2 separate regions of the Mus musculus genome follow, and region 1 is linked to region 2. The links are chromatin loops, found by intact Hi-C in ENCODE. Cell type or tissue: heart. All regions are shown on one strand. Links, peaks and the distances in the headings refer to the core of each region. The heading gives the core; the rest is flanking DNA.

What was found. Hi-C counts contacts between places; a loop is a spot of excess contacts. Peaks named below come from ENCODE experiments on the same cell type or tissue, not always from the same donor. Only the 100,000 strongest peaks of a DNase experiment are listed, where the experiment ranks them.
Region 1: a loop joins it to region 2, with 6 times the contacts of the local background. A loop is called at or near these places in 1 of 42 quality-filtered maps.

What each region holds. Positions count from the first base shown.
Region 1 is chr10:79,925,450-79,930,812 of GRCm38, reverse strand. It overlaps Arid3a (AT rich interactive domain 3A (BRIGHT-like)), which reads right to left and starts at 3,472. Exons shown (of 9, transcript NM_001288625.1): 1 at 3,413-3,472; 2 at 1-178. Gm40715 (a long non-coding RNA gene) reads left to right here and starts at 3,822. Exons shown (of 2, transcript XR_001779822.2): 1 at 3,822-4,351; 2 at 5,224-5,363. In heart, for the core only: CTCF peaks have their summits at 3,037 and 3,238; DNase peaks (open chromatin) are centred at 2,532, 3,072, 3,332, 3,842 and 1 weaker place; H3K4me3 peaks cover 4,648 bases; H3K27ac peaks cover 5,000 bases.
Region 2 is chr10:80,113,292-80,118,654 of GRCm38, reverse strand. It overlaps Stk11 (serine/threonine kinase 11), which reads right to left and starts at 2,860. Exons shown (of 10, transcript NM_011492.5): 1 at 1,748-2,860. The coding sequence starts at 2,037. In heart, for the core only: CTCF peaks have their summits at 1,431 and 2,927; DNase peaks (open chromatin) are centred at 769, 1,324, 3,064, 3,934 and 1 weaker place; H3K4me3 peaks cover 4,119 bases; H3K27ac peaks cover 3,697 bases.

The DNA.
Region 1 (5,363 bases), core at 277-5,276, 190 kb after region 2:
CAGCGTGGGGACCTCGGGGGAGCCGGAACAGTGCAGGGTGGCGGCTGGCAGAGACAGGGGCTGCCAACTCAGGCTGAAGGCTAGTGGGGCATGCCAGGAGCCACCAGTGGGATCCTTGTTACGTCAGGCACCCAGGGGCAGAGACTGGTGTTGGGCTCATTCAAGCACCTGCAGACTCCTGGGGGAACACAGCAAGAGATGAGGTCAGACTCCACCTGCGCCCCAGTGACACATCCTTCCCCAGAAGGCTACAGCAAAAGCTGATGGGAGAATTGGTCACACCTGCTCAGGGCTGGCACCCCCATCTGCCGGTCTGCAGGTTCCTCGGGACCAGGATCACTGCAGTGGACACTAAGGGAATCTCTGGGTCCCCTCTGGTCAGGTCCACCAGGGACACCTTGGGTGATTGTCCCATAAGAAGAGCTGTGGGGGAGGGGCCTGGTGTTCTTGCTTTCTTATTGGTCGTACCCCCCTCTTCTAGACTCCACAGTCCCTCTGGGTTCTGGATTCTGGTTCTAAGTTCTAGATGTTGCTTGGCCCCGAGAGGCCCTGGGACCCCTGGCCAAGATTACACAGTCGCCGTCTAGGAGCCCTAGACATGTGTGCCCATTCACATGTTGCCTTCTCAGATGTCCCTCAGCTGGCCTTAGGGCCTTGGTGTGCCACTAGTGTGGTACAAGTGCCCACCGTGTGTCACACTCGGGAACAGCAGCGCACCATGCAGGCATCACCCGAGTGTCCAGTGCTGCTCAAGGCTTTGCAGAGGGCACAGTCTGCCGTCACTAGGTTATAAAGCTCCAAGGAGGGAAATGTCCCAGAATACAGCATGTGTCCCTGCCAGAAGCCCTGGTGTCCTTTCAGCCAGCACCAGGATCCAGGTCCCACCTGGCTCCAGGCCATAACTCGACACTCCCCCCCCCCATAAGCCACCAATAAGAGAGTGGACAGTGCCCAGCAACACTCAAATGGCCTGAAATCAAGGGACCATGGCTCAAGGGGAGAGTTTAGTCCACCTTGCAGACAGAAAATCTGACAGGCCATCCTCTGTCTAGCCTGAACCTCAAAAGTCTTTGCGTACAGAACCCCTGGGAGTGACCCCAACAACCCAGTGTGTGAAGAAGGCAGACAACTCCTGGCTGTTGTTTTCAACAGACATCCTGGTCATCTGCTCCCCTGCCTAAGGAGACCTCTGCAGTTCAGGACTCTCTAGATCTTCAAGGAGAATGAGGACGTCTAATGTCCCCTTCCCTAGACCCCTTCCTTTTCCTTTGGGGTCACCCCAAACCCCACACTTTCAGCAGAATTCTGGCAGGTGGGTGGCCCCAAAGGAAAAGAATGCCAAGGGTCACCCCTTTCAGCCTAGGCTTCCCAAGAAAGAGAAACCTTGGAGGCCTGGACACATGAGTGGCCTCAACACTCAGTCCCTCCACACCCTGTGGCTGCTGGTCACCCTGGTCCACCAGACTCAAGAACTGCTGGAGGGGACATTTCTGGACACTATCTGGCTTGATCCATCGCCCTTCCCCCACCCCGCTGAGCACAAACCCCCCCCCCACGGAAATGCTGAAAGCGACGCCCCCTCTTTGAGGGTGGGGTGGGGGAAGGCATGAGGAAAAAGCTAGAGGAAGCCCCTCTCCCAGCCTCCCGTCCCCCCACCCAGGTCTGTTTGGTTTAATGACCCTTCCTGGTGGAGGGTGGGGGAGGGGAACAGGGTAGGCCTCCACTGGTGGGGCTGGTAGCCCTGGAGGGACACAGATGGAAACCCCAAAGCTGCCCCTAGGTCAGGCCTGGACATCCCCCACCCTCTAGAGGTACCGGTACCCTGAGCCAACGTTGCCCATCCTTATAGACCCCTCCCCCAGCCCTTTGTCCTTGGCCCCCACCCTCAATTTATGGCATTCTCAGAAAGATCTACTAGGAACTGGTAGCTGGTGTTTGTGGAAGGGGGATCTGGCTGCAGTGGGGAAGAGACCCAGAGCCACACCCTAGTCCCCCCACCACCTCCAAGCCTCAGGTCAGAGAGAGAGAGAGAGAGAGAGAGAGAGAGAGAGAGAGAGAGAGAGAGAGAGAGAGAGAGGGAGGGAAGGAGGGAGGGAGGGAGGGAGAGAGGGAGGGGGAGAGGGAGAGAGGGAAGAGAGAGAGAGAGAGAGAGAGAGAGAGAGAGAGAGAGAGAGAGAGAGAGAGAGAGAGAGGTCACTAGCTCGGCCAGGCCTTGCAAAACACGGTTATTTGGAGTTGTGCAAGGCCAGGGCCCGAGGGTGGCGAAAGGGGCCCCTCTCTCCTCCAAGGGAGGTGGAGGGGGAAGGGCAGGAGCTGGGGAGGGGGCTGGGAAAGAAGGCACTGTGCCCCCCCAGGAGACGTGTGCAAAAACACACCCCAGTCAGAGGACAAATGTAAAACAACAACAAAAAAACAAACAAACAACCCCCCCAGTGGAGTCGGTATTTCAAAGGCTTCTTGGAAAGAGCGAGCTGGGGAGGGGGGGTGACCCTGCTGCCCAAGTCGTAAAAAACGGAAGATATTTGACAAACCCGCTGCGAGTTGACACACACGCGCGCACTCCGCGCTTCCTGCTCCCTCTTTTGTGTCGGGGGGGGGGGGGCAGGGGACCCTACCGGAGGGATCTGGATGGGCGCACCCCGCGGGGCAAGTGGAGACCCCAGTCCCAGTAGTACACTGGAGCTAGGGAACGAAATGGGGGGGGGGAGATGGGCGGACCCCGCTGGACACAGGTTTGGAAGAGAAAAAGAACTGTAGGTACCGGGGCGTGGTGGCGCGCCCGGCCTGGGATTTTCCCAAGCACTTGGGAAGGAAAGCTGCGGCAGGGGGATGGCCTCGAGTTTCAGGCTAGTCTGAGCTTTAACTCGAGTTCTAAGTCAGCCCGTACTACACAGTAAGATCCTATCTCCAAACATCTTTTTTAATTAATAAGAAAAAGCAAAACCATGTTCCCAGAGCGCAGCCCCCAGTCCTCTGCGCGCGCGCACATACACAGACACACACACCCCGGGTCCGTTTCCTTCCGCCAGGGGACAGCGCGCACTCGCGACCCCCGCGCACTCGTGTACCGGATGAAGGTCTCCAAGATCTACAACCGCAACAGCCACCCCAACTCTGATCCGTCAAGTCGCATACTCAGCCCTGCACCCCTCTACGCGCGCGTCTTTGCCTAACTTTGGAGACCCCGCAATTGTCGGTTTCCAGGGTGCCCTACGCTGCCACCTTTAGGAGAGATCGCTAGAGCCGCGCTGCAAAAGGCCTTACCGCCCGGGGTGGCCCGGGGGGCGCATGCCCCGGTGCCCGGAGCCCAGCCCAGAGTCCAGCCTGCTGGTGGCCTCCGGTGGCCTCTCTCCCCCTTGGCCTCCCCCTGGTGCCCAGTGCACGCTCCTGGCTTCGGGGTCACCCGCCTCACCGAGTCTCCAGGCCGCGTCTACATCTCCATCCGTCTGGATCGGATAGGGACGAGGTCTCCGCGCGCGACCGGGCCCCCCGCCCCGCCCCTCCCCCACCCAGCAGACGAATCGCCGTGTGACAAATTGCTCTCAGATGCAAATACCTCGCCGGTGATTCAGCAGCCCCGGGGACGCAGGAGGAGGTGGTGGGTGTCTCTCCAGGGTCCCCCTTTCCAAGCTTTCCCAGGACACCACACCGGGGTCCCCCTTCTCCAACTCAATCTGAGGACGTCCACGGTGGGAGGAGGTGGAGGGGAGCCGGAGAGCCGCCACAGAGTGGACGGAAAACTTCAGGTCGCGGCCCCTTTAAATGATAATAAATAATAAAAGGAAGGGGGAACCGGACTGAGGGACGCTCCGCCCCCATCTTAGGGACCGTGCGCAAAGTGCACGCCGCAGCCCACGGCGCAGAGGCCGCGAGCGGGAGGGCGGGGCTGCGAGAGCCCCATCGCGGGAATCCCGAAGAGTTAAAAAGGGTTCCTCGCCCCACCTCTGAGCGGAAAGTCACCTGGGCCCCCGGCCGTTTCCTGGTTTCACCCGGAACGCAAGATGGATAAGCCAAGCTTGGAGCTGGAACCTCCGCCCACTATGCTACCCTAACCTTCCGGGCCTGAGGCTCCACGTCTCTGAAATGGGCTTAAAAACCCCCGGCTAGGCTAGATCTGCGGGGGCTGGGACGCTGGGGTGTGAGGGCGCTGCGTGCGCAAAAGCACCGGGTTGGGCTGCGCGCGCGTTCGAGGAAATGCGAGGAACCGTGACGACCGTACCTAGGAGCGAGGGAAAGGAGGGCCATCCTTTAACCAACTCAGTGAAGCCCCTGCCTCGGTCTACCCAGTTCGTCTCGGGAGAGTACTGGATTCTGAGGTCCCATTTTGCAGGCTGGGAAACCGAGGCATGATGTGAGCTCAGCTAGAAGTTGAGACGATTCTAGTGGGTAACGCCAGTGCTCAGGGCAACCCCCGACCTCGACTAGTTCCCCATAGGTGGTGCTCAGGTCCCTTGTTAGACTGTTGTGGGGATCTTGAGCAGTCTGCCCCTTGAAAGCCACTTGTGTGAGTGTCTGGAGAGATGGGGTGGCTCCGGCCAATCCAAGTTCCCGGAATCCTCCCTAGAATCTGAGACTGCAGCAGTTGCTTGGAACCTTAGCCTGCAAGGCTAAGAAAGTTGCAGGTGGCAGCGAACTGCGCCTTCAAACTTTAGACACCTTGATGTGTTGGGGTGTGGCCCCGGGGTGGAGCTGGGCCTGCACACCAGCATTCTTCTCCAGCATCAAACGGGCTACTAGCAGATCTTTCTCCCTCTAATCATCTTGTGTGTCCCCTGTAAACTTGGGCAACCCCCCAAAACATTCTGCCAAGATAATGAAAGCAACATACATTCCCATTCTCTCTCTCTCTCTCTCTCTCTCTCTCTCGTGTCTGTGTGTGTGTGAGAGAGAGAGAGAGAGAGAGAGAGAGAGAGAGAGAGAGAAAGAGACCGAGACCAGAAGGGCTTCAGCAGCTCACGCATAGAGGTCCTAGGAAAACTTAGTGGAGTCGGCTTTCTCCTTCCACCTTTATGTGTATTCTGGGATGCCAAGATTCTCAGGACGCCAAGCTTGTCAGCAAGTGCCTTTACCTTCTGAACCTTGTTGCTGACCCCTAAAATACTGTTCTTAGTATTTTTTGATAGAATCTTCAAAGACAAAAGCCTAAATCTGCTGGTCCCTTTTTTATGGCAGGGATATATTTAGCCAAGGGTCCAGGTGGCAAGCATAATGACATAATGACAGGTCTCCTTATGACAGGTCTCCTAATTCACAAGATACAATTCTGGCAACTTGAAAGGCATCCGACTCGCGCCGCAGGGTGTGCGCGCCGCCTGCCGGGCGCCAGCGGAACTGCGCCCAGGGTAAGATTTTTCATCATGGAG
Region 2 (5,363 bases), core at 189-5,188:
GTGGCTGAGTGGGGATCACACAAGCAGGTGCAGCAGCCCTAGGCTTTGCCCTGCAGGAGCCACTCAGGAAGTGGGGAACACCAGCACTCCCATGGAGATACCTGGCTTTGTATCCTGCCAGTCAAGCACCTTACTGCAGGGCAGTGTGTCAGTCTGCAGCTTTTGCCTCAGTTTCTCCTCCTGGTTTTTATCTTGTGTGTGTATATACATGTGCCACAGCATACACATGGAAGTCAGAGCAAACTTGTGAGAACTGAGTCTGCTTTCACCTTGTGGGTCCTGGGGCCTTCACCCTACCAACCAGTTTCCCTTATAAAACCAGGTTTTCCCATGCACTCCTAGCTGGTCTAGAAACAGAAGCAATCCTCCTTCCTCAGTCTCTCCAGCACTGCAATGAGAGGCATGTGTCTACTTGCCCAGACCAACTCCTGTCTTGAGGAACCGTGCAGGCTCCTTATATCACCCTAGTGTGTAGGAGCTCCCCAGTCCTGATGACCTCCAGTGTTGACTGTGTCCAGCATCACTAATTCATGGGGGGGGGGGTTTACTTCAGGATCTAGGGACCAATCTCTCTCAGCTGAACCTGCCTGGCTCTGCAAGCCACACCCCAACCTGGGTGTTGAGATGGCAGGAAGCCTAAAGCAGCAGGTGAGGGCTAGGAAGTCGCAGACAGAGCTCTGGGGCCCTCTGTCACAGGCAGAGAGAGCACACAGGCTTGCCATGTGTTACAAGGACTGCAGCTGACCCAAGCCAGGATGCAGGCCTGGGCAGCCTCCCAGACATGGTGGGCTTCCAAGAACCATTACCCTGAAGCCAAAGGAAGCCACTTGCCTTGGAGACCAGCAGACACCACCTGGAGGTGAGCAACCTCTGGCACCTCCACCTTGAGACAATGATTTCAAGCCAGGAATTTCCAAGCTCAGGCCTCTGAAGGAACACCTGATGCTGGGTGCCCAGGTTCCCCAGTGCAAGACTGACCTAAGACCACTCCTACAAAAAAGGCCAAGGAGGTCCTGAGAGGAGCCTAGGCCACCAGCCTGCCCTGCTCCACCCCTGGGTCCACACATCTGATCCTGGATATCTGTCCACCTTCCTTTCCTGTACGTACCACTCAAAGCAGTGCCCAGCTGGCAAAAACAAGAAGCTGCCAGCCTTTCCTGGGACAGGACCAGAGGCAAGGTCAGTTAGGCAGAGTGTGGCCAGTGCTGGTCCCAAAGATAAGGCCCCTTCTTGGAAGCCGGTAGGTGAAGTTTTCCAAGTTCCGCCAAGCCTAGCAGGCGATAAAGAGTCCCCACGGGCCAACGACGCCAACTACGCGCACGACACCGCAGGGACCTGCGCAAGCACTGGCCGGCTACCCCCCCCACCCCCTTCACCATTATTTTTGGCCCCACCGGTTCCCTCTAGCTGCGTAAACAAACTAGCCACCCGCCTGGCAACGCCCGCCAAAGAAGCCAGGCGCGACTTGCGCCAGGACCTGGCCCAAAGAGGGGGGCTGGAGGCGCAGTTGGCTGCACGACCTCCTGCTAGGACAGTCCTGCAGGCTGCCCTAACATACAGACCCCACGAGGTGACGCTCAGGGATAGATGGGGTAGATAAGGCAGTAAAAGGAAAGAGATGAAAAAGGAGGAAGGAAATGAGAAGAGAAAACGGTTAGAGGAAAGAGAAGAGCCAGAAAGTAGGAGGAAGGGCTGCCCAAGGAGCTCAAGGCAGCGCCCGCGTCGGCCCCAGGCCCTTGGCACCTACTTCTTGACGTTGGCCTCTCCATTGGGGATCCTGCGCAGCTTTTTCTTCTTGAGGATCTTGACCGCCCTGCGGCATAAGGTCTCGGAGTCCAGCACCTCCTTCACCTTGCCGTACGAGCCCTCCCCGAGCAGGTCCCCCATCAGGTACTTGCCGATGAGCTTGGCGCGTTTGCGGCGCGGCTGGTAGATTACCTCGGTGGAGTCGATGCGGTGGATGAAGGTGTCCATGCCCACCGACATCAGCTCGCCCTCGGAGAAAAGGCCCAACGGCTCGGGGTCCGCCACGTCCATCCTGGCCCACTCTTTGTCCTCGTCCCCTTCGGGAGCGCCAATTCTTTTCAAGTTCGAATTCCCCCCCCCCCACCCGCTTCTTCCAAATGTTCCAAGAAGGGGAAAAAAGGAACGGGGAAAAACAGGAACGACCTCCACAACTCTCCCGGTCCCCACAACCGGGTCCACGTCCGCTTCCTGGGCGCCAATTCTTCACTTTTGATTTTCCCCTTTTCTTCTAGGTGCTCAGGGAGAAAAAAAATGAAAATAAGAATGAAAAAAAAAAAAGCAATGAGCCCCCCCAACCCTCGCGTCCCCCCAATTCGGGTCCCCGGGGACGCTGCTTCCGACGGAGGCGACGGTCCGCCGTCGCGGCGCGCGGGCCGCTAGGTCATGTTCGCCACTTGGGCCCCGCGCTCAGGGGCCCAGGCGGCCGCGTCGAGGCCGGTCCGCGCCGTCCATGTCCGGCCCGCGCCGAAGCCGCGCGCGGCCCCTTAGTTCTACGACTTCTCGGGGCGCAGACTCCACCCGGACGCGGGACACCGGGACACCCGCAAGTCGCGGACACGAAATCCGGACAGGAAATCTTCCGGGGACCGAGGGGGGAAAAAAACCACCCCAGGCGGCGCGTCCCCCTCGCCGCCTAGCCGCCGCGCGACAGGCAGGAGGCCGGAGCGGCGAGGGGGGAATCGAACTCCAGGCAGAAAGATGCTGCCCGCGAGAGACAACTCCACGCCGGCGCCGCCCTCGGCGACTCGCGCCTCACTCGCGGACGCCGTGAGCCGCCTCCCCTTTCCTAGACCGACACGCCGCCGCCATCTTGTTTACCGCCCTGCGCCGCGCCGTCGTCGCACGTCGCAACGGTGGACACGCCCCCTCGCGGAGCCGACGTGCGCGGCAGTTGGCTGTAGCTTTAGGCCCCACCTTTCGGACCCGCCTCAATCGCCAACGAGGATTGGGCTATTTGGATCTAGGTGGGCGCCCGAGCTGACATTGGACAGTTCGGGTTCCATCTGAGAAGGCGTGATCTAAATTCTCATTGGTTGTCTGAGACGCCCGTCAATGGGAGTAAGCAAGCGACTGTAAGGGAGCGGCCGTGGGCTGTGGCTTCAAGCCCCGCCCCTCAGTGGTTGGCCCTGGTGTGTGGGGGCGGGACTTTATTTGCCAGTGGCTGTCGCAGACGCCCGTCAGCAAGCGCGACGGGCCAGCGAAACCTCTGGGCTGGCTGTGGTGACCTCGGAGTTTCGGGCCTCCGGTTAGAGTTCACGCGCGTCAACGTCCTCCGGGGAACGGCCGCGACTGGAGGCATGGGGGAGGGTGGAGAGAGAGGCTCGTGGATCCCTAAAGAGATCCAGCCCAGGCTTGCTCTTAACGGCCTTGGGGGAGGGGTCAAAGGTCAAAAAGTAGCCCAAAGTCGACACTCCCGAACCTGAAGCCTTAATGTAGCGCCTCTGAGATCCATGGCATAGAGAGGAGCGTTTCCTGTGCAAAATAAGAGCAGCTGGGCTGGTGAGATGGCTCAGAGGTTGCGGGCGATTGACGTCAAATCTGACTTCATGAGTTCGATCCCCGTAAGTTCACAAGGTGGCTAGAGTGAAATGCCTCCCTCAGGCTGTCTCTGAACCTAGGGACTCCGTGGTAGGCGCGCGCGCGCACACACACAACACAGAATTTTAAATAACAGTTATCAAAAAAGGTGGCTGGGTAAGACGTCGCCGCTGGCCTCAACTCACCTGCTGCAGTGTTTTTGGGTGGTTAATCTAATTATTTTTATCTGTGCCCTTTTTTAACTGCACGAATAAAAAATAAGGGTTGGAGTATGATTGAGGGACGAGTGCTCACCCTGCCTGACTCCCTCTACACACAAGTTTACGCACAGGCCGGTTACAAGGTCCATAGATCCGTGAGTCTATGGTTCCCTCCGAGGCCACTAGGGGGCGGGGTGTACTGCCAGGAGAGTCCTGGGGGAGGGAGAGACCTAGACTCCAGGAAAGGTGGGAAAAGTGCTTGCTCTACATGTGTTCAGCCTTCAGGACTTAAAAGGAGGAGAGAACTGACTTATGCAAGCACATAAATTAAGAAAAAAGATCAGAGAAACAGACGTGAAGACAGAAATCCAGGGAAAACACAGACTAGACAAACAGAGTCAGGCTGGATGGAGGGACAGGTCAGGGGTGAAGAGCACTGGCTGCTCTCCTGAGCACACAGGTTTGCTGGCCAGCACCCACATCACACAGGGAGACTCTGGAGTTTCACCTCCATTTCATTGCTCTGACATTGCCTTAAACTATGGCAGTGATAAGGAAGTCTCCTCCTCCACCTCCACCCTTCCCCTGACAGACTCCAAGGACAGATCCAGAAAGAGTCAGGGGCAATAGACAACATTCTGTTTCTACCCGATCTGTACCTGAGCTCCCCCAGTGTGACAGCCTCTCATGTCCCCAAGACATTACCCTGAATTCTCTGACGGGAAGAGTTATCACTCTGGTGAGAACTCTGGGTCAGAGATATAGTTAGAAGTATTTAGAGATTTATCATATTTACCTGTGTGTATGTCTGTCACATTCAGGACCCCACTGAGGCCTCAGATACCTTGGAAATGGTGTTGCAAATAGTTGTGACCAGGCATGTGAGAGTGCTGAGAACCAAAACTGTGACTTCCAGTAGAGCAGCTACTTTGTAAATTTGGGAACTCAGTACCACTTCAATAACATGAATTATCCCTGAGAGGCCGCAGATTCCAGACCATAGAAGCACAATGGGAATGGTGCCTGGGGTGGGGGGTGGGGTAGAAGCCACCAGGAGGGAAAACTTCAGACTAAAGATGAAGCCTGCAGCCAGGCTGTTTCCATCCCTGCTGCCACATACGTCACACTTACAGGAGGCTCAGGCGGTGGCAGGAAAGAGTTCACCCTCAACTACGTAGTGAGTTCCAGGCCAGCTTGGGCTACATAGTGCTACCATCTCTGTATTAGTCAGGGTTCCCTAGAGTCACTCAACTTATGGATAGTGTCTATACAGTAAGGGAATTTGTGATGATGACTTACAGTCTGCAGTCCAACTTTCCAACTACAGTCAGCTGTGAATGAAGTCCAAAGATCTAACAGTTGCTCGGTCCCACAGGCCAGTAGATTCCAACAGCTGTGCTGGCAAAGAAGAGGGAGTCTTCCTTCTTCCAATGTCCTTGTAGGTCTCTATCAGAAGGTGTGGCCCAGATTAAAGGTGTGTACCACCCGGCCTGGATCTGGGACTTGTTTTTTCCCAGGCTGACCTTGAACTCGGAGCTCTCCCTGTCTTAGTCTCCTGGGACTCATAGTCACTATGCCTCAAGATCTCCATGCCAAGAT